3 separate regions of the Mus musculus genome follow, and all the other regions are linked to region 1. Evidence: chromatin loops called from intact Hi-C (ENCODE). Cell type or tissue: heart. All regions are shown on one strand.

The links. A loop is a pair of places that touch in the nucleus more often than their neighbours do. Peaks named below come from ENCODE experiments on the same cell type or tissue, not always from the same donor. Only the 100,000 strongest peaks of a DNase experiment are listed, where the experiment ranks them.
Region 2: it touches region 1 in a loop (5-fold over the local background); 29 of 42 quality-filtered maps call a loop at or near these places.
Region 3: it touches region 1 in a loop (4-fold over the local background); 21 of 42 quality-filtered maps call a loop at or near these places.

The regions. Positions count from the first base shown.
Region 1 is chr7:105,807,675-105,815,674 of GRCm38, reverse strand. It overlaps Mrpl17 (mitochondrial ribosomal protein L17), which reads left to right and starts at 4,588. Exons shown (of 3, transcript NM_025301.2): 1 at 4,588-4,867; 2 at 5,157-5,225; 3 at 5,531-8,000. The coding sequence starts at 4,694. The coding sequence ends at 5,818. In heart, no CTCF peak of the experiment used is centred here; DNase peaks (open chromatin) are centred at 2,874, 4,524 and 7,134; H3K4me3 peaks cover 1,906 bases; H3K27ac peaks cover 2,002 bases.
Region 2 is chr7:105,732,254-105,740,253 of GRCm38, reverse strand. It overlaps Rrp8 (ribosomal RNA processing 8, methyltransferase, homolog (yeast)), which reads left to right and starts at 3,670. Exons shown (of 7, transcript NM_025897.2): 1 at 3,670-3,956; 2 at 5,198-5,564; 3 at 5,801-6,254; 4 at 6,357-6,486; 5 at 6,616-6,722; 6 at 6,806-6,902; 7 at 7,111-8,000. The coding sequence starts at 3,858. The coding sequence ends at 7,230. Ilk (integrin linked kinase) reads right to left here and starts at 3,664. Exons shown (of 13, transcript NM_001161724.1): 1 at 3,538-3,664; 2 at 3,017-3,153; 3 at 1-77. The coding sequence starts at 3,105. In heart, no CTCF peak of the experiment used is centred here; DNase peaks (open chromatin) are centred at 1,033, 3,063, 3,613 and 6,203; H3K4me3 peaks cover 4,669 bases; H3K27ac peaks cover 4,654 bases.
Region 3 is chr7:105,637,124-105,645,123 of GRCm38, reverse strand. It overlaps Arfip2 (ADP-ribosylation factor interacting protein 2), which reads left to right and starts at 4,708. Exons shown (of 8, transcript NM_029802.4): 1 at 4,708-4,879; 2 at 5,659-5,799; 3 at 6,019-6,115; 4 at 6,797-6,915; 5 at 7,084-7,305; 6 at 7,846-8,000. The coding sequence starts at 5,701. It overlaps Timm10b (translocase of inner mitochondrial membrane 10B), which reads right to left and starts at 4,679. Exons shown (of 3, transcript NM_019502.3): 1 at 4,502-4,679; 2 at 4,267-4,362; 3 at 3,278-4,096. The coding sequence starts at 4,531. The coding sequence ends at 3,920. Gm22504 (a small nucleolar RNA gene) reads left to right here and starts at 2,648; the gene lies at 2,648-2,786. In heart, a CTCF peak has its summit at 718 (motif pointing left); DNase peaks (open chromatin) are centred at 4,723 and 5,623; H3K4me3 peaks cover 2,595 bases; H3K27ac peaks cover 2,415 bases.

The DNA.
Region 1 (8,000 bases):
TTGTATGCATTCCTCTGTTTTGTATAAAAGTCACTTATAAGACTGGTGCTTGCTTTGAGACAAATTACATTCAGATACACACTCTCTGTGTTCATGGCTGTTTGTCACCCTTTTCATCCCAACTCCTTGCCCACCTGTCCGGAACCCCAATTTCCCGCAGATTGAGGGGGGCTGACTGAGGCTGGTCCATAGTAAATCCTATTCAAACCACCACATTGGGTACTAGAAGAAATTAGGCTGAGTGAGTCATGAGAAGCAAACTAGTAAGTAGCATCCCTTCATGTCCTCTCTATCAATGTCTATCTCGGTTTCCTGCCCCATTTAAGTTCCTGCCTTGACTACCCTCAATGATGGACTGTTACCTAAAAGAATAGGCTATACTAAAAACCTTTCCTCTCCAAGTTGCTTTGATCATGGTGTTTCACCACAGCAATAGTAACCCTAACCAGGACACCACCATATGTAGTTGAACCAGCTCTATTACAACAGGCCAATGATAGTACATTGTATATGCAGTCATTTTTTCATGTAACATATTCACAGGTCCTATAGATTAGGATATGGACATCTTTAGAGATCTTTATTAATACCATATCAAAGATTGGCCCTCATGAATTGAAGCTATCAAGGACATATGAAGTGGAAATTTCTGATTTCTTTGGAGACTCAGTTGTGTCATATGATGTTTTTCTGGAAACTGTCTTATGAGAGGATGTTTTGCTGAGGCAGACACATGGGAGGATGTTTTACTGAGAACAGACATGTGGTATTTTTCTGGAAGCTGCCTGGAAAAAAGGATATATGGTGTTTTGCTAGAGCAGACACTTGAGAAAACACATGATGTTCGGAAAGGGTATAAATATAACCTAACAGATGGTGAATGACACTGTGTGGCATAGGTTTACCTTGCCACTCTGCTGGTCTTGGTTGGGCTTTCCTGATGTTGATCTTCACTGACTATGCTATGGCATTGGTTCACCTTGTCTTCTTCACTGATCATCTTTTGTCATGACTTTGTAGAGAGAAATGGACCAAAGACCTTCTGGTGGTGTTCCAGAGGCTTCTTGCGGCTTCTGAAGACTCTGGCCAATTGGCAGAGCCTATTTCTTCTTCACTGAACTGCCACTGCTGATGTGTGAATGGTGTTTGTGAGTGGATCAAGCTACTGTCGCTGATTCGTGTGAACTGAACTGCTAATATCCTGACAATGAAGATGGGAATCACCCAAAAAAGAACTATTTCTAAACAGATCCACATTGCTCTTTGCCTTATTAACCTTTCCTTTCCACTGGTGGGTGGTGGAAGGGAGGTTAAAGTGTTTAAGAACCCCTATTAAAGTAGGTTTTGAAAAATATAAGCCTATAGGTATAAATAGTCTCTTTTACATTTTTAACTAAAATACAATAGTTATACTAAAATTAATATGCAAATTATATATGTTTCATTCAGTGATTTTTCGACAAGACAAACATGCTCCTTCCTGGACCATCCAGGTCAAGTTATAGAACATTACCAATACACCCACGTTCCTATCCCATGCTCTCTTCTAAACACTTGTCCTTTTTTCACTTACCAAGGGGAATTTAACACCACAGATCAGATCTTGTTTTAAACAGGCAGTTTAATAATACAGTATTGTCCTTTGCACTTACTGCCTTTACTGAATATTATGTTTATGGTATTTAATCATGTTACTACATAAGATCTGCACTAGTTCATTTGCACTACTACTTTTATTGATTATTTTATTTATTTACATTTCTTTTTTAAGATTTATTTATTTATTTTATGTAAGTACACTGTAGCTGTCTTTAGACACCCCAGAAGAGGGCATCAGATCCCATTACCGATGGTTGTGAACCACCATGTCTTTGCTGGGATTTGAACTCAGGACCTTCAAAAGAGCAGTCAGTGCTCTTAACTGCCAAGCCATCTCTCCAGCCCCAATTATTTACATTTCAAATGTTGTTCCCCCTTTCTGGTCTCCCCTATCCAAACCCCCCATCCCATCCCCTCTCCCCTTTGCCTCTAAGAAGGTACTCACCCCTCTAGCATCCCCCTTCGCTGGGGTAACAAGCCTCCACAGAACCAAGCAACTTCCCTCCCATTGACGCCAGATAAGACAATCCTCTCCTACATATGTATATGGACTCACCCATGTATACTCTCTGATTGGTGGTTTAGTCCCTGGGAGCTCTGCTGGGTCCAGTTACTTGAAATTGTTGTTTTTCCTATTGGGTTGCAATCCAAGAGGAACACTCCTCCAATGCTAGTGGGATCGCAAGCTGATACAGGCACTCTGGAAATCAATCTGGTTGTTCCTCAGAATATTGGAAATATTTCTACCTGAAGACCCAGCTACACCACTATTGGGCACATACCCAAAAGATGCTCCAACACATAACAAGGACACATACTCCACTATCTTTATAGTAGCCTTACTTATAGTAGCCAGAAGCTGGAAACAACCCAGATGTCCCTCAACAGAGGAATGGATACAGAAAATGTGGTGCATTTATACAATGGAATACTACCCAGCTATTTAAAATGATGACTTCATGAATTTTTCAGGCAAATGGATGGAACTAGAAAATATCATCCTGAGTTAGGTAACCTAGACCCAAAAGAACATACATAGAAATGTGGGAACAAAACCACCCCACCTAGGGATCTATACCATCTACAGACACCAAACCCAAACACTATTGCTGATGCCAAGAACTGCTTGAAAAGAAAAGAAAAAAAAAAAAAAAAAAACAGAGTGCAGCGGGCTTGATGGCAGAGGCAAGAGGAAAGAGGAAAGAAGGCCAAATGCATGAATCAGTTCCTCTCTGACCTTGAAGGACTTTATAATTTCAGCAACAGGCAGTTCACCTCGCTAAGAATACAAGGAAATGAAGCAGGGAGGGGACAGAACACCAAGAAGAATGTAAGCCAAGTTGGAAACTGCTCATCACTATTTCCAGAGTGAAACACCATCTGAAGGGTTAGGTTGATTCCATCAAACTCTGGGTCCCTCTTTAGCGCTGAGCCACCTCAACTTCTTCATATTGTATATGATCATAAACTTATTTTTCTAAAATGAAACTATTTTAAAAATTACTCCTTTTCCATTTGAAATGTGTTATTTGTTCTGTCCTAGTAACTCCAACTGTGATGAATTCATTTTAAATAAGCCCTAATATGATCATCATTTTGTTAAATACTAGAGCTAGACTATATTTTCACCCAATTCCTCCCAGAAAACTGTTTTCAAAGAGCCATAAGGATGCTGAGCAATGGAAGGGAACACACACACACACAAACACACAGAACTTTTTTTTTAAGAAAAAGTATTCATCCACCCAGAGACCTAGGGAAGAACCAAACTGTAGTGCCGAAAATAAATAAAAAAAATTCAATGAGATGGTTCCTAGTGATATTCTGCTAGATTCATAGATTGGTGCCTAACTCAGTCGTCATCAGAGAGGCTGCCTCTTGCAGCTGATGGGAGATGTAGAGGCCCACTGACAAACATTAAGAGGAGAAAGAACCTGGGTTGGAGGCCTACATAAGGTCCCGCCCCTTGGAGCTCGGGAAACCCAGCAGAAGACAAGGAAGAATAATTGTGGGAGCCAGAGGGGTCGAACACAGGTGAGGACAGCCTGTAGAATCAACTGAGCAGGGCTTATGGAAGCTCAAAGAAGGGGCAATCATGGAGCCCTCAAGGTTCTGCCCTAGGTTGTCTGCAAATGTGTTATAGTTTGTTGGCTTGGTTTTTTGGGAGGACTCCTAATAGTGGGAGATGGGATGTCTCTGACTTTTTTGCCTGCTCTTGGGACTCTTTTCCTCCTAGTGAGTTTCCTTGTCCACACTTGATGTTAGGGTTTGTGCCTGGTTTTTGTTTTTTTGTTGGTTGTTGTTGTTGTTTGTTTGTTTTTTGCCCCACCCCCTTGTGCCTGGTTTTATTGTGCTTTGGTTGATGTCCCTAGGAGGTCTGCTCTTTTCTAGGGGGAGAAAGGGGAGAAAGGAGAGTGGGGGCTGGGAGGAGTGATGGGAGAGGAGGCTGCAGTCTGGGTATATTGTATGAGAAAAGAATAATTTTTTTTTTTTAAATGTCAGGTATTTGTCCATTACTTTAGCTTTTAGTGCTAACTTAGGTTTTTATTTATGTCAATAAAAGAACATAATACCTGCAGCTTTCCTGGACATAATTTATCTCACTATCACTAATAAAGACTGGGTTTAAACTGGCATCGTCACAAAACCAGCCAGGACTGCAACTCCTCAGGCAAGAGCGCCACATTCCACCACAGGCCCACCCCTCTGACGCAGTTCTCCTCAGGTACTCACTTTCCCGGCATGCTCCGCCCGGAAGGCGCCTCCTCCAAGAACGCCCCAGCCAGCCGACGCAGTGCAAGAGAAACCCGGCAGGGGGCGCCGAGATCCCAGTTCGCCACAGAGCACCGCAGACCTTGAGGCCCGCCCAGCTCGTCGCTCCAGAAACGTCAACACGTCGGGCCGCCCTCCCTCAGACTGCCAGCTAGGCAGGCTCTGATGCGCACGCGCAAACGCGGTAGCCACGCGCCGAGTTACTGCGCATGCGTCCTCTGAGACGTGCCTCCGCCCCTCTGCTCCCCCTCTCCCCGCGCGCGCACACACAGCTCGGAGTTTCCCTTTCCGGGCCCCCGAGAGGAGGGGCTGAGGTGAGAGCATGAGGTTGTCGCTGGCTGCCGCTATCTCCCACGGCCGCGTCTACCGCCGCCTGGGCCTGGGTCCGGAGTCCCGCATCCATCTGCTGCGGAACTTGCTCACGGGCCTAGTTCGCCACGAACGCATCGAGGCGACATGGGCACGCGCGGACGAGATGAGGGGCTACGCGGAGAAGGTGAGAGCCAAGCTATTCACCGCCGGGTCCAGCCTCAGACCGCCGCTCTGGCCGTGTGTGGGGAGTAGGGCCACGCTGGGAGAACTTTCCACGGTAGCGAATTCCCGTGTGGCACTCAGCTGAACGCGTCACTCCTGCGCAGCAAATGGAAGGCTGGTTGGGGCTCCGAAGGAAGGAGCGCCCAGAATTAGCTTAGCTGGTGGGATGGTTGGATGAAGGTAAGACAGAAGAGTAAGGTGGGCGCCTCGGTTCTTGACTCGTCTTGCATCCATGTGTTTTGTCCTCACAGCTCATCGATTATGGAAAGCTGGGCGACACCAACGAACGAGCCATGCGTATGGCTGACTTCTGGCTCACAGTGAGTGCTCCCTACCTGCTAGTGAGGAAGGAATCCTTAGAGAACCGGGTACCTGGCAGATTGAAGGCAGGGCATTCTTTTATGTACCAGACTTGCGAACTACCTTAGACACGTATTTCTCTTATTTGACTTGGGTAAAATGAGCATCCGCATAACTTCCTGTAAGTGTTTCTGTGTAACTTGGTACCTGAATGGGTGGTGGGAAAGCCTGTGAAGATGGTTTTGAACCCTACCTCTGGGAATAATCTATAGTTAAATGCCTCTACAGTTGTGACTATTTTTTCTGATTAACTCTCCCCATCTAGGAGAAGGACTTGATCCCAAAGCTGTTTAAAGTGCTAGCGCCTCGGTTCCAAGGTCAGAATGGGAACTACACAAGAATGCTACAGATCCCGAATCGGAAGGAGCAAGATCGGGCCAAGATGGCGGTGATAGAATATAAAGGGAACTACCTCCCTCCCCTGCCTCTGCCTCACAGAGACAGCAACCTTACTCTCCTAAACCAGCTGCTCCTGGGACTGCAGCAGGACCTGCACCATAACCAGGACGCAAGCCTCCACAGCTCCTGTACAGTTCAAACACCAAAGACTTAACTGGAGCTGGAGAGTGGTGCATAGGTGTGGTGCCCGTGTTCGTGGGTCTTGGAGCTCGTGTAGTGTGTGAGGCCTGGAAGTAGCATTGTAAAGCCCCCTCATAATGAGACCCAGACCTCCCTGCTGACTCACACGATCCTCTTTGCACAGAAGATAAAAGTCTTAATATGAATATAAGATATTGACTTTCTTGTCCTTCCCTAGGATTTATGGAAAGTAAGAGGCATCCAGATGCTCAGCCTCCTAAGACAGTAAATTCACAACTTAGGTTCTAAATTCTAGGTCTAGTTTTGCTTGTTTGTTGGAGGGGAGGGGATCTTGCTGTGTAATCCAGACTATATCCACCATGCAGCAGTCCTCCTGTCCCTGTGTTCCCAAGTGTTCACCACCACACAGTGCCAGTTTGCTTTGGTTTTGTTTTTTCTGAGACAGTTTCTTTGACTGTCTTAGAACTCTGTTTGTAGACCAGGTTGGCCTTGAACTAAGCGATCCACCTGCCTCTGCCTCCTCAGTACTAGGATTAAAGGTATGGGGCACTACCTCCTGGCTCAGTTTGCTTATCTCAACACTAATTTAGATGGGCCCTGTACCTCTTGATTCCAAACCATCTTCCTATGGTGACTGGCTGACGTCCAGCATAGAGACCCACCGTTGGAATTCCTTTTTTGCTTTTATAAGTTATACATGAGAATCTTTATGAATCCTATGAGACTAGGTTTCACCTTGGCATCTTCATACATATCTACCAATGTCTTTTGACCATGCTTACCACCACATGCATGCACCCTATTGTCCTGCCTATTTCAACTAGTCCCCCTTCCACTTGATGTCTTTTTATGTGTGTGATTATGTCCTGGCGAGTTTCATTAGTCCTGCTTACAGGAGCATGTGTGTGTCTTACCAATGGCTGTACCACTGTCTGTCCATCCACAAAGGAGGGTGCAGCCGCCTGAGCTTCTAACCCCCTTCTTAACAGGATTTTGACAGGCTACTATGAGAGCAAGCATTCAGTCCCAAGAGATTGCTTCCTGATAACTAGCTGTGTGAGCCTCTGTACAGGAATCTTCAAATAACATGGTACCCCTAAAACTGAGAATTGTTTCTAGGCAAGGTCACATTTGTTTCACTCAATGTCTGAATGGGTTTTGAATGTGGACTCAAATAGATGTATCACCACCCTGATCATAGATAGGGCTGTAGGCATCTGCCAGGATGTTGGCCTTCCGGATAAGTTCCTTCCTCTTAGAGGGTGTGAAGAGGAAGGTTGATAGAGAGTGATGCATTAGAAAGTTAAGCCTGCTGGGAATTTCCTGGAAGCTTTTGTTGCCAAAAGTGGACCTCTGTGGGAACCCAGAAAGAGGAAATCCTGTTTCAGAATGGCCAGGGTATGTGAGAAGCATGGAGCTTATTTATATCCACTAAATATGGGATATGACCCATCCTGGCTGCTGTTCTGTATGTTCAGAGACTTGACCAGGGAGTCATGGAAAGAAGTTCTCCTGAACAATTAGTGCAGCACCTGAAGGTAGAAGGTCACTGTGGAAGCAGAAAGACATTAGCTTCAGTGACACTATTCTAAGACTCTTTGCCCTACAGCTGCTTACACTAAATCACCTGGTCCCGGCAGAGCTGTCACTCTTCCTTCTGCATAGAACTTGACATGTTTTTTGTAAATCTTTATCCCTTTTCCTATCTTTTGAGCATTTACAAGTTAGATGCCTGAGTCATGACTTGTTCTAGGAAAAGCCCTTCCCTTAAAACCAAATCTTGGAAGACTTTGCAACAGGTAAAATATGAAAGGGCTCTCAGATTTTTTTTTGAACACCCACCATTTGGAGCTTTAATATTTCCCTAAATGTTTTATACTTCTTTATTGAGTAGGGAGGGTACATGCATCTCAGAATGCAGATAGAGGCCAGAGGACAGCTTTCCCAAGTTCTTCCAACCTGTGGTTCCTAGGTATGGAAGACAGGTCATCAGACTTAGTAGCAAGTGCCTTCTGAGCTGTATCTCTACCCCTTCTATTAGAAGCATCCGAATCTCCAGCATCACCTTACATACTAGAGATTGCATACTTCAAGCATATTTGCAGTAAATCTGACCCTGGCTAAAAGTGAAGCATCAGCAGTCAAGGAGCTCACAGTTGTACAGGGCACTACATATCTAATAATCTGGCCCCCCA
Region 2 (8,000 bases), 75 kb after region 1:
GCATGATCAGCATTTCAACCACCGCAGAGCGGCCTTCTCGGCAGGCCCAGTGCAAGGGGGAGAAGCCATGATCATCCCTTTGAGAAAAGGGCACAGACAGTAAGCTGGAGTTGGGAAGGACAAAAGCTTTGATTCATGGGGGAAAAGGGATTCTATAGTCAGCGAGAAGGCTTGCCTCTTTAGGACTTAGCTCCTACTCACGTTGGCAATTCCTAAAGTTCAGTTCAGACTTCCCATGAGGTTCACACCCAAGCACCTAGATGCCCCAACAACTGTAAGGTTTATCACTGTAACCACAACTCCTTCCCTAGCAGTTCTAGTCCACTAGGTGATAGTATTCTTCCTGGGGTCCTCTGGCTTCCCTACTCTCTTGTCTTCCCGTTTGACAGTGCTAGGAACCATACCCAGGACCTTGTATACTTGACACATGCTTTATCTTCAGTTCATACGTCTTTAGCCACACCTATAATCCTTTGTTTGCGTTGTTTTCTCCTTACTGTAGAGTTCAACTGACTGGATTGTAAGAATCTGTTAATGTGAGCTATCTTGACTGTTGGATCATATATGCTTGAGGATGGGGTGAAAGCTGATGTTGTATGTAGGTTAATAGGGGAGAAGGCATACTGGAGAAGACAGGCTATAACTTAGGAGAGGAAACAAGCTTACTTTTGGCTCTGTTACTGAAACGAACATCTAACAATGGAATGGAACGAAAATGTTTGGGGGTACAATGACAAACATGCTTTTCATTACTGATGGGGCGGATAATCCCACAAACCAGGATGATCCTACTTACCAATCCAAAACTCAGAGAAAAATGTAAATGGGAGCTTTTGAATAAAAACCGTTACCTGATTTGTATTTTCATCCCCTAAGGACATATATTTTATAAAGAGAAGTGTACAAACAAAACAACTGGATGGGCTGGGTCAAACTGACAGCCTGAAGCCATAAAAGGAAATTCCCTCCAGCCCAGGGATGCAGATCTGAGGGGCGGAACAGGGGGCGGTCTGTGGTCTAGGCCTGCAGCCTCCAGATACTTTAGTGCTGTGGTCACTTCCTGTGAGGGGACTGGAGGAGGGGCCTTGAGCTGATCCTGGCTTGGTCAACTAGAATCCCCCAACAGCTGAAGGAAGTATGTAGCTTTAAATAATTGTTCCTCTAGTTTGCCCTCATCTGTTAAACTCAGCAAAGGCTTTTCCCGGATATAAGTCTATCCCTTGCTATCACTCTTGTCTCCCAGATTTCACATGTTCTGACTGAACAACTTCCAGAAGTCTGTGGCCTCCAAGCAAGCCCAAGCTTGAGGACGGTCACCTCAGGGCCTGGATCTCTATCTCAAGAAAGCTTTCAGGGAGTTAACCACCTCCAGCACCCACGCCCTGTCCCCTCAAGCCACCATAGCTTTCTGGTTTCCCTAATGATATCCTTCACCTTTTGACAGCAAGGAGTCTTCCAAGATGCCACTCCTACTGGACAACAGCCTAAACTTCTATTTTCTTACCAACAAAACAGGACAGCTTAGTTTTTACCAGAGCACACAAGTTATGTGGGAAAAAATGAAACAAATAACCTTGAATCTAGCAGAGAAATAACATACAGCCTAATGAAAGCTAGTGAAACCTAGCCTAGGACCAAAGATGATCCTTCCCAACCTAAAAAAAAAAAAAAAAAAAAAATACACTCTTATAGTCAGATACAGTGGCAACAAATGGGAATCCCAGCACTCAGGAGATTGAGGCAGTAGGATGGAGAGCTGGAGGCCATTCTGAATTACATGACACCCTGTCTCCAAAAGCAAACCAAAAACTACGAACTAAACTCTCAACACTGCACTTGTTGCTTCTGTTATCAGCCAGTATTTCAGAAAGTGTTCATAGTATCTGTTTCCTCACCTCCCATTCACTTTTCTCCCTGAGAAGCCTGCCATCTCTAGCGTGTAGATTATGTCTGATTCAAAGACTCTAGCAGCAACCACAAGTGGTTCCTTATGTGAAGGAACCCACTGTAATGCACTTTCCTGTTACTGTTCTGCAATAGCATTCAAAAGATCAAATTCATCCTAAATGTAAGTGAAATGAGACTTTTTAAATGCTCATCCATGCTCTTTAACTTCTCAGTAGCCTACAATTAACCACTCTTCTTTTATTAAAACATCCATTCTCTAATCTTAATCCATTTCTTATTTCTTATTCTGATGGTTGTTCCCTGTCAGCCAGGCTTCTCAACCTCTGCCTTTATTTTCTACTCTTCTAAGGTACTACATTCCACATTATAGAGTCTTCAGATACCATTTAAATGCTATTTGTGGCATCTTGGTCTCCCAATCCGACCTCCTGAACTTTAAATCTGCATGACTAACAACCTGCCAAGCGTTTCCAAGTCACTGTAGTGTCACCAAAACTGTGGCCAGTCCATAATGGAACCTCAGCAACTGCCAAGTATCCAAGTACCCAAACCTCCTTTTAAACCCCAGGTCATCTTTGACAACCCCTTCACATCCCATACCAACTCAATTACTTCATCCTTATGATTTTAGGGCTCTCACCCCAACCCTGTCTCAATTCTTGTATCCAAAACATCACTTTAAGGCAATTGCGTCCAGGGTGACGCCTGACAAATGGGTACTCTCATCACTACATAAGCTTCAGAACTTTAGACCTCTAATATCCTTTCCCACTTCTACCCAACGCTCTAGGGCGCAGAAACTCATCCTCCAGCTACATGTAATTCCAGACAATTTTCTGGCACTCAGGTCTGCCTCTGACATGAGTTCATAGAGGCTGCAAAGTTCCCGGGAACCGGATTGTGAAACTTAGTTTAAAAAAAAAAAAAAAAAAAACAAACCCAACTCCGACAGCTTCCTCTGTGTAGACGTTCCTCCATCAACAGGCTTTGCTTACTACTACTACTCCTTACACTGGATAGCAAAGTCAGCCGCCCCCGCCAGACATGAGCACCCCGAGTAGCGGAGAGAGGACTTGTAGCCGTCTCACTCGCCAACGCTTCAGCTCACCCCTGATTGAGGTCGTTCTCTGTGTTGTCCAGCCACAAGCGCACCGCCACCGCGTTGCCCTCCCGGCACTGAGTGAAAATGTCGTCCATAGCAGCGTCCCGGCACAGAGACCCCGGGACTGGGGAAGCCTCGGGGGACTGAGGGAGAACAGAGACAAGAGAATGACTCTCTGTGTGAGTTCCCTCAGGACAGAGGTGTCAGTGCTGGGATGGGGAGCGTCGCGAGAGGGACAGTGGTTGTCTATGAAGGGCTTCGGGCAGCGGACGACCCCTTGGCTCGAGGAGCAGGAGGGTCTGGGGGTGTAGGGTAGACTTTGCTAGTTTCCCGAGTTGGTGTCAGCCGGCTCTGAGCCCCGGCCCTCGAGCAAGGCTTGGGGGTGGGGGAAGGGACCCAAGCTGCAAACACCCGGGGGAGGGGACAGGGGTCCTTGCCCGGCGGCCCCGGCTCAGAACTGCTGCAGAGATCGCAGAGACGGGTTTGCAAGACAGCGTGGGGTAGGGCGCGGAGCTACCCACACTCACCGGGACTCGGGCCGCAGGCGCCTTCTCCGGGGGAACTCCCGTCCGGCCGCGCCCGCCGCCCGGCCCCGCCCCGGCCCGCCCCGGCCAGCTCGGGCCAGCGCGGGCCGCGGTCCCTCCCTTCCGACCTCCTACTGCCTCTCTAGCTCGCCAGCGGCTACGCTCTATGGTGCTCTGCTCCGCGAAGGCCGCTCTAGCTACCACAGAATTTCACTCGGTGGCTTCCGGCCCGGTTTGGTCCGACTCCAGCCCTAGGATTCCCTGACGCGCGCTGCACGTGGGCCAGAGCGTAGGCTCCTCCGGCCCTGCGGGCTACGGGTGGTATGTTCGAAGAGCCCGAATGGGTGGAGGCGGCCCCAGCCATCGTGGGCCTAGGGGCCGCGACAGCACAGGTTAGGCCGGCGACTGCCCCGCCAGTCAAGGTGAGCGGCCCTGCACTGGGCTGTTTGAAGGAGGTGAAGCCTACCCTCCGGGGGTCGTATTGGTTAGAGGGAGAGCCTGAATGCTATCGTGGATCGGGGTGGTGAGGGAGTTAGTTATGATCTGAAGATCCGGATAGTCCAAATAGGAATGCGGGATTCGGAGCGTGGAGCGTGGAGCGCAGAGCTTGAAAAGTTTAAGTTTTTTGTACACTAAGGGTAGAAATCAGTAGAGTTGTTTTAGCAGTGGAGTGGCTTCTCCAAGTTTTCTCTCACCTGGCATCACTTTATATACTGAGGATCGATTCCAGGGCTTCAGCGTGGTAGATAAGCATTTATTACTGAGCTGAATCCGTAGTCTTGAAAGGATTTTTAGAGGATTTTTAGTGGCAGTGTAGAAAGTATATTAGAGTAAAGGCAAGTGACTGGGAGGTTATCAGAATTACTATTCAAAAGAGGCTCAAGGTAAGGGTCTAGCTGAGGACAAGCAGCAGGACTTGAACCCCAAATCAGCTTCACGGAAAGCAGGCCTTTTCCTTTGAACCTCATCAGATATGAGGGTTTCAGTATCCCCTTGGGGTGTTCCTGACCTTCAGTTAGCCCAGGATGTTCTGCTCATTTCTGTAGTCCATTTCTGCTTGTCTGTGTGCAGCTTCTCTCTACTGCAGTTAGGAACTTTTTTTTTTTTTTTTTTTTTTTTCGAGACAGGGTTTCTCTGTGTAGCCCTGGCTGTCCTGGAACTCACTCTGTAGACCAGTCTGGCCTCGAACTCAGAAATCCGCTTGCCTCTGCCTCCCAAGTGCTGGGATTAAAGGTGTGTACCACCACTGCTGGCCAGTTAGGAACATTTTTAATAGACATGTGTGACACTGCCCTTCCTGTTTCAAAACAAAAAAAACAAACAAACAAAAAACCCTCTGCTGCTCCTAGAATGCTGTCAGTGGGAGGCAAAGATGGCTGCTGTCTTGCCTTGGTCCTGTTGTTTGTGTGCTTATCACATTCCTCTAAGGAAATCAACAGGCAATCCTTTACACGCTTAGAAAAGTAGGATGGGAACACTTTCTGCCCTCCAGTTTCCCAGAGGGTGGGATTGCAGCCTGAATGTTCTGGGCTTGGCTGACTTCACAGCAAACTTGTTAACTTTGGATGGGAAGAACGACCAGTAGCTGAAGCCCATCTCTCCTTTCTTAGTCTCCAGGCCTCGTCCATTCTCACACACACTCTCATCCCTTGTTTGCCTCCAGGGACGCAAGCGCCGCCATCTCTTGGCCACATTACGGGCTCTGGAAGCAGCATCTCTCTCCCAACAAACCCCCAGCCTACCTGGCAGTGACTCTGAGGAGGAGGAGGAGGTAGGAAGGAAGAAGAGACACCTCCAAAGGCCCTCACTTGCCAGCGTCTCAAAGGAAGTAGGGAAGAAAAGAAAAGGGAAATGTCAGAAACAGGCGCCATCCATCAGTGACTCTGAGGGGAAAGAAATAAGAAGAAAATGCCACAGACAAGCTCCTCCTCTTGGTGGGGTCTCTGCTGGAGAAGAAAAAGGAAAGAGAAAATGCCAGGAATATTCCTCTTTACACCTAACCCAGCCCCTGGACAGTGTTGACCAAACAGGTATCAGTATGTGTGAATATGGGGGTGGGGAGGCTGTGAACTGACTGCATAGATGATAAAGGTCTTTCTTTCTCTTACATAAACACACACGCACGCACACGGGTTGGATGGTAAGAGGCACTTTTATCCAGGCTACAGACTCTGTCTTAAGGACAAGGGAGTAGCCAGGATGACTTGCTATGCCTCTGAATTTAGGGGACCAAACCTCAAATGCCTTCTCATCTCCCTCTCTGCAGTTCACAATTCCAGGACGAGTACTGCTACAATTGACCCATCCAAGCCAAGCCCTGAGTCTATGTCACCTAACTCCTCACACACCCTGAGCCGCAAGCAGTGGCGGAACCGGCAGAAAAATAAGCGGAGACACAAGAACAAATTTCGGCCACTCCAGACACCAGAGCAGGCTCCTCCCAAGGCTTCCATAGAGGAGACTGAGGTGCCTCCTGTCCCAAAGTCAGATAGTCAAGAGTCTAGAGCTGGAGCCCTGCGAGCACGCATGACACAACGCCTGGATGGGGCCCGATTTCGCTACCTTAATGAACAGTTGTACTCAGGGCCCAGCAGTGCTGCCCGACGCCTATTCCAGGAAGACCCTGAGGCTTTTCTCCTTTATCACCGTGGCTTCCAGAGACAAGTAAAGAAGTGGCCACTGCACCCAGTGGACCGTATTGCCAAAGATCTCCGCCAGAAGTAATGGGGGTGAGGGGTGCTATGCACTATGAGAGGGGTGGTGTTGGTGATCAAGACTTTGACCAGACCAGTAAGTGGCCCTCTCCTCCCTTCCACTCCCAGGCCTGCATCCTTAGTGGTAGCTGACTTTGGCTGTGGAGATTGCCGCCTAGCTTCAAGTGTCCGGAACCCTGTGCACTGTTTTGATTTGGCTTCTCTGGACCCCAGGGTCACAGTATGTGACATGGCCCAGGTAAGCCCCTCTGTGTGTCTGGCCTAACCCTTCTTCCTAGTCTTCCTATCCGATTATCCAGTTCAAGCATTTGGTGCTGAATTTCCTCTTCCGACACTGTGTGCTCTCTTGAACATTCTTCCTCATCAGGTGCCTCTGGAGGATGAATCTGTAGATGTGGCTGTGTTTTGCCTTTCACTGATGGGAACTAACATCAGGGACTTCCTTGAGGAGGCAAATCGAGTGCTAAAAACAGGGTGAGTGAGTCCCTAGAACACAGATGGTTTTGATGTGCATACAGGTGCCCACCCCTTCACACATGACTTCCTCCTTTTCCCAGGGGTCTTCTCAAAGTAGCTGAAGTCAGCAGCCGCTTTGAGGATATTCGGACCTTTTTGGGGGCTGTGACCAAACTCGGCTTTAAGATTATCTACAAGGTGAGGGGGTCCCCGAGAAGTCTGCCCAGTTCTTAACCTCTTTCAGATAATGGTGTTCAGGAGGGAGGCTGTAAACCCAGAGATGGGAATTTTGCTCTTTCAAGACAAAGCTCTGGGAGGGGCTGTGAGATGCTCTCTGAGCAGGGGAAACACTGAGATGTGTGGTTGGAGTGAAAATTTGTAGCTCATTGGTATTCTCTGCTTCTAGGACCTGACCAACAGCCACTTCTTCTTGTTTGACTTTGAAAAGACCGGACCTCCTCGAGTAGGACCCAAAGCCCAACTCTCAGGCCTTAAACTTCAGCCCTGTCTCTACAAGCGCAGGTGACCGATGGACACCCATTGGAAGGGGAGAGCTCAGACTCCAGTCTCAGAACTCTGAAGACTGTATCTACCCAGGCTATGAGCCAGGATCTGGTACCACCCTCCTTCTGTACCAAGAACACTGTGGTAAAGCCTCCAGCTCAGCTCTACTCTAATGGAGCCTTCTTGGATACAGAAAGCATAAAATTACTTGGGCAGGCTCAAGAATGAGGTGTTTATTGTGAGGGCATGGATGTGTCTAATAATTGTGGGTCACTTCAGTATTGTGGAAACTAGTCGGCTGAGAACTGATGGATCTCTGGGTTTGCTTTCTCTTCATCTCTCAGAAGGCACGTGGGCTCTCCGCTGTGTTGTCTTCTGACCAATATTGTCCACCTCTGCTCATCCATAGTTTCTGCTCCTTCAGCTTCAAGACTACAGACAGGCAGTTTTTGCCTTATGGCAGGTCCCAATGCTAGTTTGCCACTTGGGGCTGGGAGTTATTTAATTTCTTTGTTTCTTGGAGCTGGGAATCATCTAATTTTTTTCTGTGTTGCTATTGTTGTTGTTGTTGTTGTTGTTTTGAGACAGTATCTCACACTAGTCCAAGCTGACCTCAAACAAAACAAATGGCAATCCTCCTGCCTCAGCCTCCTGATTATTGGGAACACAGGCATGGGCCACCATATTTAGCTGAAGAAATCATTTACTTTCTGAATATTCTATTTCTCATTTGAAAAATGTAACCTTCTTGTCTTACAGTATGTTAAATGGGTTCACTGAGGAAAGCTACAG
Region 3 (8,000 bases), 170 kb after region 1:
AGGATCTCTGAATTTCCAGGCCAGACAGGGCTACAGAGTGATACACTGCTCAAACAAAAGACACACACACACACACACATACTCAATGAGAGTCTGAGAGCCAAGATTCCATTTGAACTTAACCATGAATTCAAACTGGCATAAATATGCTCTACAATGATCTCCTTAAGTAGCATGTAGTTGTTGAAATGCAGACACAAATGTGTCATAAGAGGGAAGGACACCTACAAAAAAGTCAGCTCTAGCAGGAATATCACTGGCATTTAAGCTGGCTAGGAATGTAAAGAGAAGTGCTAGTGAGAAAAGAAAGAATGGGAAAGCTACAATAAAATCAAATGATTATAGGGACAGTGACTTCTAAACCAAGCAGAAAGAATATGGTCAGTGAATAAAATTAAAGAAATAGTGTTATGTTGTTTGATTTAGTAGCAGTATTCTGAAGACTGGGTGGCTTAGAATGATGACAATAGCCAAGACACAACTAAATGGAATGAAGTGATCTTAACTACTGAATGGATTGTCTGTATAAACATCAAAGCAGAAGTGGTGAATAGAAGTACAAGAGCTATTTAAGGGGAGAGGGGAAAGTCCATGAGAAGAGTAAAACAGTGAGCAGGTTGAATGGATGAACAGCTTTAAAGCAAACAGATTGGGCAGAGGAACAGACAGTGAAGTTCTGAAGTCAGAATGGCAGGACCACCACCTCTGCCCTCCAGTGGTTGTGATGTGGTAAGACTATGTCGAAATTTACTCCTAGTCTGGGTATATAGATCAAAGGTAGAGCACTTTTTTAACATGTACAAAAACCTGAGTTAGACCTCCTGAAACCCTCTCCCCTCAAAAACCAAACCAAACCAACAAAACTATCCCTGCCAGATGGTGATAACACACACCTTTAATCCCAGCACTCAGGAGGCAGAGGCAGATGGATCTCTGTGAGTTTGAGGCCAGCCTAGTCTACAGAGTTTCAGGACAGCTAAAGCTACAGAGAAACTCTGTCTCAAAAACAAAAAAGCAAAACAAATAATTCCTGCACACTGCGTTTGAGAACTCTGCCCTGCCCTTACCATGCCAATGGCAAGACCTGAAAACAATCAGCAAGTATAGAAAGTGGGCAGTACGAAGGGGTTTCTCTTAAATGTTGAAGAAACTGGAGAGGAGACTGAAAGGAGAAAAGGACTGGCAGGCCGGATTGAGGCACATTTGCTTTTGCATTGAAGGCAAACAAGCTACAAATAGTGCTAGGTGTAAGAGCTCTCTACACTTAGTGTGGAGGGCATAGGTGTGACCCCAGCACTTGGAAGTAAAGGCCAGCTAATTTGAATCCAAGGTGTGATACTGCATAGTAAGACCATCTCAAAAACAAAACAAGACAGAGCAAAAAAAGTTCAGGTCATTCAGAGAGTAGGCTTCGGGCATATCTGTTTCCTAGTCTTTTTTCAGCAATTACTAATTATGTGTGACATAGGAAGAAAGGAAACACAGACAACTCACAGCACATGTTTATTGAAAGGATACATACAGGTGCTGACGTAGCGCTTTCTCGGCAGCCACACAATATCCTGGGTCTCCACCTTCCTGGTTTTGGGAACTAACAAGTTCACAAGCTGCTCTACTCACATGTGTACTTGTCAAGGAATAAGATTAATCTTGTAGTCAGGTCATTCTTTAAGGAAGCTCCTGGTCAGCAAGTTTTATATGCCTAAAGAATTATCTAGCAACAGGTTGTAGCCTGTGTCTGTAATTCCAGGATCTAGGAGGCTGAGACAGGAGGATCACAAGCTGAAGGCCAATGGGTCCACGGCAAAACCACCTAAAAGGAAAATGAAAAAAAGAAAAGAAAAGAAAAGAAAAGAAAAGAAAAGAAAAGAGAAAAGGGAAAGGAAAGGAAAAGAAAGGAAAGTGACACACCAAAATCTGCTTTCCAAGAACTGTGTAAGACAGGGCTCTCCTAAGGTCTGCTTTCTTGCTTCTTTACCTGTCTAGTGAAAAATAATACCTCCTAGTTTCACAATTAAAAGGAGTAAGTATGATAAATTTATACAAAATAACTCAACAGACACGATTTAGAGAAACAGCCTGCTGTAGTGCAAAGAATATCAGGCTTAATGTTCCAGCTGCACTTTATTGGTAGAGTCTTGATCTAACAGTGCAGACTGCTTCCAAACTTACAATTCTTGCCCTGTTAAGGATTACAGGCATGTATAACAAGCCTTGGAGCAAGATCTGCCTCTCAATATGGAATCAACTAAGATTTTCAACTTTTTGGCTGGCCAACACTTGGGAGGTAGAGGCAGAAGGACCAGGAGTTCAAGGTCATCTTTAGTTACAATTTCCAGGTCAGCCTTGGGTACATGAGACCACATCTCTAAATAAATAAATAAATAAATAAATAAATAAATAGATGCCTATTTCTGACCTATAGGTGGGGGGTAGGACAGCAAATCTGCTCTGCAAATCTGCTCTGTGAATAGTTGGTTTTGACGAGGAATTTAATTCCTCTGTTTAAAAAAAAGAAAAAAGAAAAAAGAAAGCTGGTCACCTGATGCAATACTGGAAGGGAAGGGATGGGATGGAATTACGGGAAGCAGTGAAGAGGAAGTGGGGAGCTTAGTTGTTACAAGTTCCTGCCTGCTGCCCTGAAGATGCTGTCCTAGATCAGCACCACAGACCTGGCCTAGCTGCTCAGCCCTGCCTGTGACATTGGGGCAAAGAGCAAGTGGCTCTTTCTATGCTCAGTGTCCAGAAGCCATTGAGCACTAAGAATGGTTTATAGCCTGACATTAAAAAAAAAAAAAAAAAAAAAGTTCTTGCCTGGCAAGCACAAGTACTTGTGCTCCATCTCCTGTAAAACAGTAATAAATGCAGACCCCATGCTGTCGCTTGCCCTGCAGGCTGTCATCCTTGAAGCCCCACAAGGTGGTACATGCCACATCCTCCTTCCTTCCCCATCTCCACACTAGGAATGAAGTCACAGAACCGGCAGCTGCCAGGAAAGGACTCCTCCTGAATACACATGTGAATCCCACAAGAGGGGGTGGGGAGTAATGAAACAAGAATAGAGAAGCTGGCATCAGAGCAGTTACAGTGAGACTAGTGTAAGGCACAGGGTAGAGAGCTGAAACTAGATTAGACAAGCAGTCAAACCCGAAGAGGAGGGGCACAGATGGCATTTAACCATCCCTCCCTAACACCATCTCCCTCTCCCTCGAGTTCTCTTCCTGAGGTTTGACCAATGCTGCCTTCCTGACTGACTCTGAAGACAAGAAAGCACTTCTTTGTTTAAAGTCTTTATTGCTAATTTCACAAAGGCAGGAAGTACTAAGAGAGTAAATTGGGGAAATGGTCAACATTCCTGAATTCTTAGAGGCTTGTCTTTGTTCTGTTGTCACTGACCTCCTAGGAAGCAGTGGCTAAAGCCTAAGGGGGTAGAGTTTTCTTCCTGCTTTTGTTGTTTGGTTTTACCTTCTTCCCCTAGGTTCACAGCAATTCTTTTTGACAGCTGAAAATAAAAACTAGTTATGAGTCAATGTATATTCAGGTCCTTGAGTTAGTCCCAAGGACAGCCACTGAGAGCTCTCCTTTTGGAACCAATTTCCCATTGCTATTACTAACCTTAAAGCTCTACCCATAATCCCTGCTTTTGCTGGGGTGCTGGGAATGCTGAATTTGTCCTTCTACACATAAGAAGGCACTACATCAACCTCCAGGGCTAAAGGCAGTACACATGCACTAGATGACAGAATAAAGGCTGGTACCCATAGACAAATAACCAGACTGTAAAAACGGGTTTATTGGCTCCAAGAAAAGGAGCAACAGCACCCAGCTTTCAAGCTCAATCTCTCTGTACACATTTAGATAAGCCCAAGGTCCATAGAGGAGCCCATCCAAGCACCTTCTCTCCAGGGGCCAGGGACGGCTAGCTGCCTGATGGCGAGTCTCTGGTCTGTTCTGCAGGAATACCTGGCGCGGCCGAGGCAGCCTCGTAGTCCGCGATGCGGCGCTGGACCAGGGCGGGCATGAGGTGCACGTAAGCGGCCATGAGGCGGTGGTTAGAATGGATGAGTTTCCCAGCACAGCTGTGCAGGCAGGCCTCCTGGAAGGAAGACGGAGGGAAGTAGAAACTAAAAGGGGTCCAGTCAAGCCCGCCTCCTTCCTTCCCGGTCCCCAGCCTAGGAGTGAGGTCAAGAAAGAGGGAGAAGATGGGGGGCTGGGGGAGGGTGTCACGTCACGTTGTCAACTCTGGGACCCCCACACTGTCTCCACCTCCTCAGCGTCCAGAGCTCGGTGGTGCAGGCTGGGCACACAGCGCTGGAAACACAGTTCTGTCATCCGATTGTAGACCAACAGGAAGTCTCGCAACTGAGAGAAAAGGGAACCACGACTTCACCACCGCTAAGGCTCCCCGGGATGCACAGCCCGTCTCCCCCTCGGGTTCTTGCGTGTACCCCTGGAAACAAACTGCACGTCTAACCCAGAGAGCAACTGCGCTCTCACTCACGTTTCTCAGTTGCTGCTGCTGCTGCTCCATCACGCCAAGGGCGCACAGCCCTAGTCACTTCCGCCCGTGGCGGGGTGGCAGGGTGGCGCGGGGTTGGGGGGGCGGAGGGGGGAGGTTAGAGCTCTCAGAGTCGCCCCGGAAGTAAACTCTCACTACTCCCCAAGAGCTTGAAGGCGTAGCTCCAGGCTCGTCCTGCCCACAACTGCAAACGTCACTTCCGCCCTTTTTCTCTGCGACGTGGCCGGCTTCTTCTGCCCAGAGAGCATGTCACTTCCGCCAAATCTCTGACCTGCTGCTAGGATCGCGACGAGAACTGGAACCCGAGGTCCCCGCGCGGTCCGGGCCTCGCGCCCTGAGGGGAAGAGCGGCCCGGCCCAGGTGAGAAGGACATACTTGGACGAAGGGAAGTTGAACGCACGAACCTGTACTGAGGGCAAAATGCCCTGAGCCCTTGGCAAGGATGAGGACACACCTGATGCCCAGGTGTATGGGGGTGGGGGGAGCCCCTCACATCTGGGAGGCTTCAGCTGACTTTGGAAGGGATTGCCCGTGTCCTGGGAAAGAGAGCCTTTCACCTGACACCAGGAACATTCACTAACTGCTTCAACCAAGGCCTGCTGGGGAGGGCCTAAGGGAGTCAGGTGCATGAGATGGAGAAAGGAAGAGCCCAGACCGGCTGAAGGAAGAGGGGAAGGAACACCAAAGAATGTGAAAGACCAGGATTGTAGAGCATGCCTGAGTGGCAAGTGAGAGTCTGAGCCTAGGAAAGGGTTCTGGTAAACATTGCCTCTGCAGGGTTAAGTTCCCAGAGAGCATAGACCTCCCCTCTGGTCCTCACTGCTATAATCCCATTGCCTCAGTATCTCACTCATAATAGACACTCACTAGATAGTTGTTGAATGACTGAATGCATGAATGGTTACTGAAGGCGAGGTAGGGGGGTTATGAGAAGACACCCGAGGCTTTGGTATGCATGCATCTGTAGAGATAATGTCCTCAGAAGAGAAGAAACACACAAACTCAAGGAAAGCCGTGGTGGCTGATCCCAGGACACCCAAGCCCAAAGACAACCCCTGAAACCTCTGAGAACACAGGGAAGGCCTCCTTGTTCTGGAGTGCTGGCCAGTTTCCAGAATTGTCTGTGTTGGGCTTTACAGCGTGCTGGGGTGGAGACCTTGACTCCAGTCCCTTCCCTAGCCATGACGGACGGGATTCTAGGGAAGGCAGCCACAATGGAGATTCCCATCCACGGAAATGGCGAAGCTGGGCAGCTTCCTGAAGACGATGGGCTGGAGCAGGTGCTTCTGTTTGATTCTTCTCATTGTTTTGTTATACATTCCTGACTTATAAACCTTTAATTTCCCCTGTCCCGGTAGCCTTCAGTTAACTAAACTCCTTCATACTTTTCAAATCTTCTTTATGGTTCTGTACAGACTTTACTATGCACTGTCTCCGTCCCCAAAATGTTTCATCCATCCCTGTGTTCCTGAGGTGCCCCCCTCTTCTCTGACCTATAGGACCTCCAGCAGGTGATGGTGTCAGGACCCAACCTCAATGAAACTAGCATTGTGTCTGGTGGCTATGGGGGCTCTGGTGACGGACTCATCCCCACAGGTATGAATGATAGAGATAGGCTTGAGGGGTGGGGTGTTGAGACAGTTTGCAGGCACATAGACACATACAGGAAAGCTTGACTCCTGGACTGGAGAGCTTGCGAACTGCTGGTGTGAAGTTCATAGACAGTCCAGTCCCAGGCCAGCTCCCAGAGTTGCCCATCTGCCTCCCACTGGCCAGTCAGTCTCGAAGATAATCTCACTCGTCTTCTCCTCCTTGCCGCCACCATCTGAGCCAAGTTAAGACCTTAAGGTTATGAGCACTCAGGAGCTTAAGGCCAGTTTGGAGCTTTGTGAGGCTTCTCAGAGTTTCATTTTAGACTCTTTTACTGGCTAGAATTCTACCTAGAAATATAAGCCAACTTCTCTGTTTTTCTGTGTTCACCATCTTTGATCCTGCCAATCGCACATGTCATGTTTGCTTCTATTCCCGCTTATCTCGTACACCAACAACACTCCTACCCTACTCCAAGAATGCCAGATACATACATTGAATTGATTTGGTTGTCAGGACATGAGTCCTTGTTCCCCCTAGTGACCAGAAGAATGCAGTTGTCTGTCTAGATAGTCCTTCTTCAGAGAGGTCATTTCGTGTGTTTGGGGGGGTGGGGGGGAGGAGTGAGCCACAGAAGTGTATGGTTTTATCTAAGAGAAACTGGTGTCAGAGAACTTGGTCCTTTAGGGTCTGGCCGACATCCATCTCACAGCACGTCACCCTCTGGCCCTGGTGACGAGGTGGCCCGGGGCATCGCTGGAGAAAAGTTTGACATCGTCAAGAAATGGGGCATCAACACATATAAGGTAAGATTCAAGTGCTTCTCCTCAGAAATTCTCCGTGGGGACCTTTTCCCTTTCCCCAGGTCTTACTGTGTAGTCTTTGCTATGACTAAGAGAACGGGGGTGCTGGAGTAGTTCATTGTTGGGGTGGAGTTTAGATTTCTGACCTCACCCCCCCCCCCTTCCAATCAGTGCACAAAGCAGCTGTTATCAGAGAGATTTGGCCGAGGCTCCCGGACTGTGGATCTGGAGCTAGAGCTGCAGATTGAGTTGCTGCGTGAGACGAAGCGCAAGTATGAAAGTGTCCTGCAGCTGGGCCGGGCACTGACAGCCCACCTCTACAGCCTGTTGCAGACCCAGCATGCACTAGGTGATGCCTTTGCTGACCTCAGCCAGAAGTCCCCAGAGCTTCAGGTGCCTCAGCCAAAACAAAGAGGGTGGGGGTACTGGGCCCTGGTCCTTCCAGGCAGGCTTTCCTCAGCCTCCCTCCCTCCCTCCCTCCTGCAGCCCCCAGGGAGAACCCCTCTGGGGTGCGCCCAGTCCTGCCCCCAGCATCACTCACCTATGGAGGCAGCCTAAGGGTTTGTACAGAGGCCCAGAAGTTGGAAGGGTTGTGGGAGAGGGCTCACCAGTACCTCATAAGTAACCTGTCTCCACATCATCAAGAATGCCTTTGGTGCTTGGCCTAATCAGATTCCCTCCCTGCCTGCTGCACTAGCTCTCCGTGTTCTGTCTTGTAAACTCACCTAAGAACTCGTACTCCCCACACTCTTACCTCAGGCATCGCCAAGGGACCCTACTAACTTTGTGGCTAAGAGAGCCTTGCTAGAGGCAGTCTGGTTGTTGTAGTTTTGATGGCTGTTTCTTCTTTGGGATGGAGGGATATGAAGGGCTCTACAGCTGCAGTCAGGTAAGGAGTGTTACTCAATGCCTGTGCCTCCCTTCTGCCCTTAGGAGGAATTTGGCTATAATGCAGAGACACAAAAGCTGCTGTGCAAGAATGGGGAGACGCTGCTAGGGGCTGTGAACTTCTTTGTCTCTAGCATCAACACACTGGTCACCAAGACCATGGAAGACACACTCATGACTGTCAAACAGTATGAGGCTGC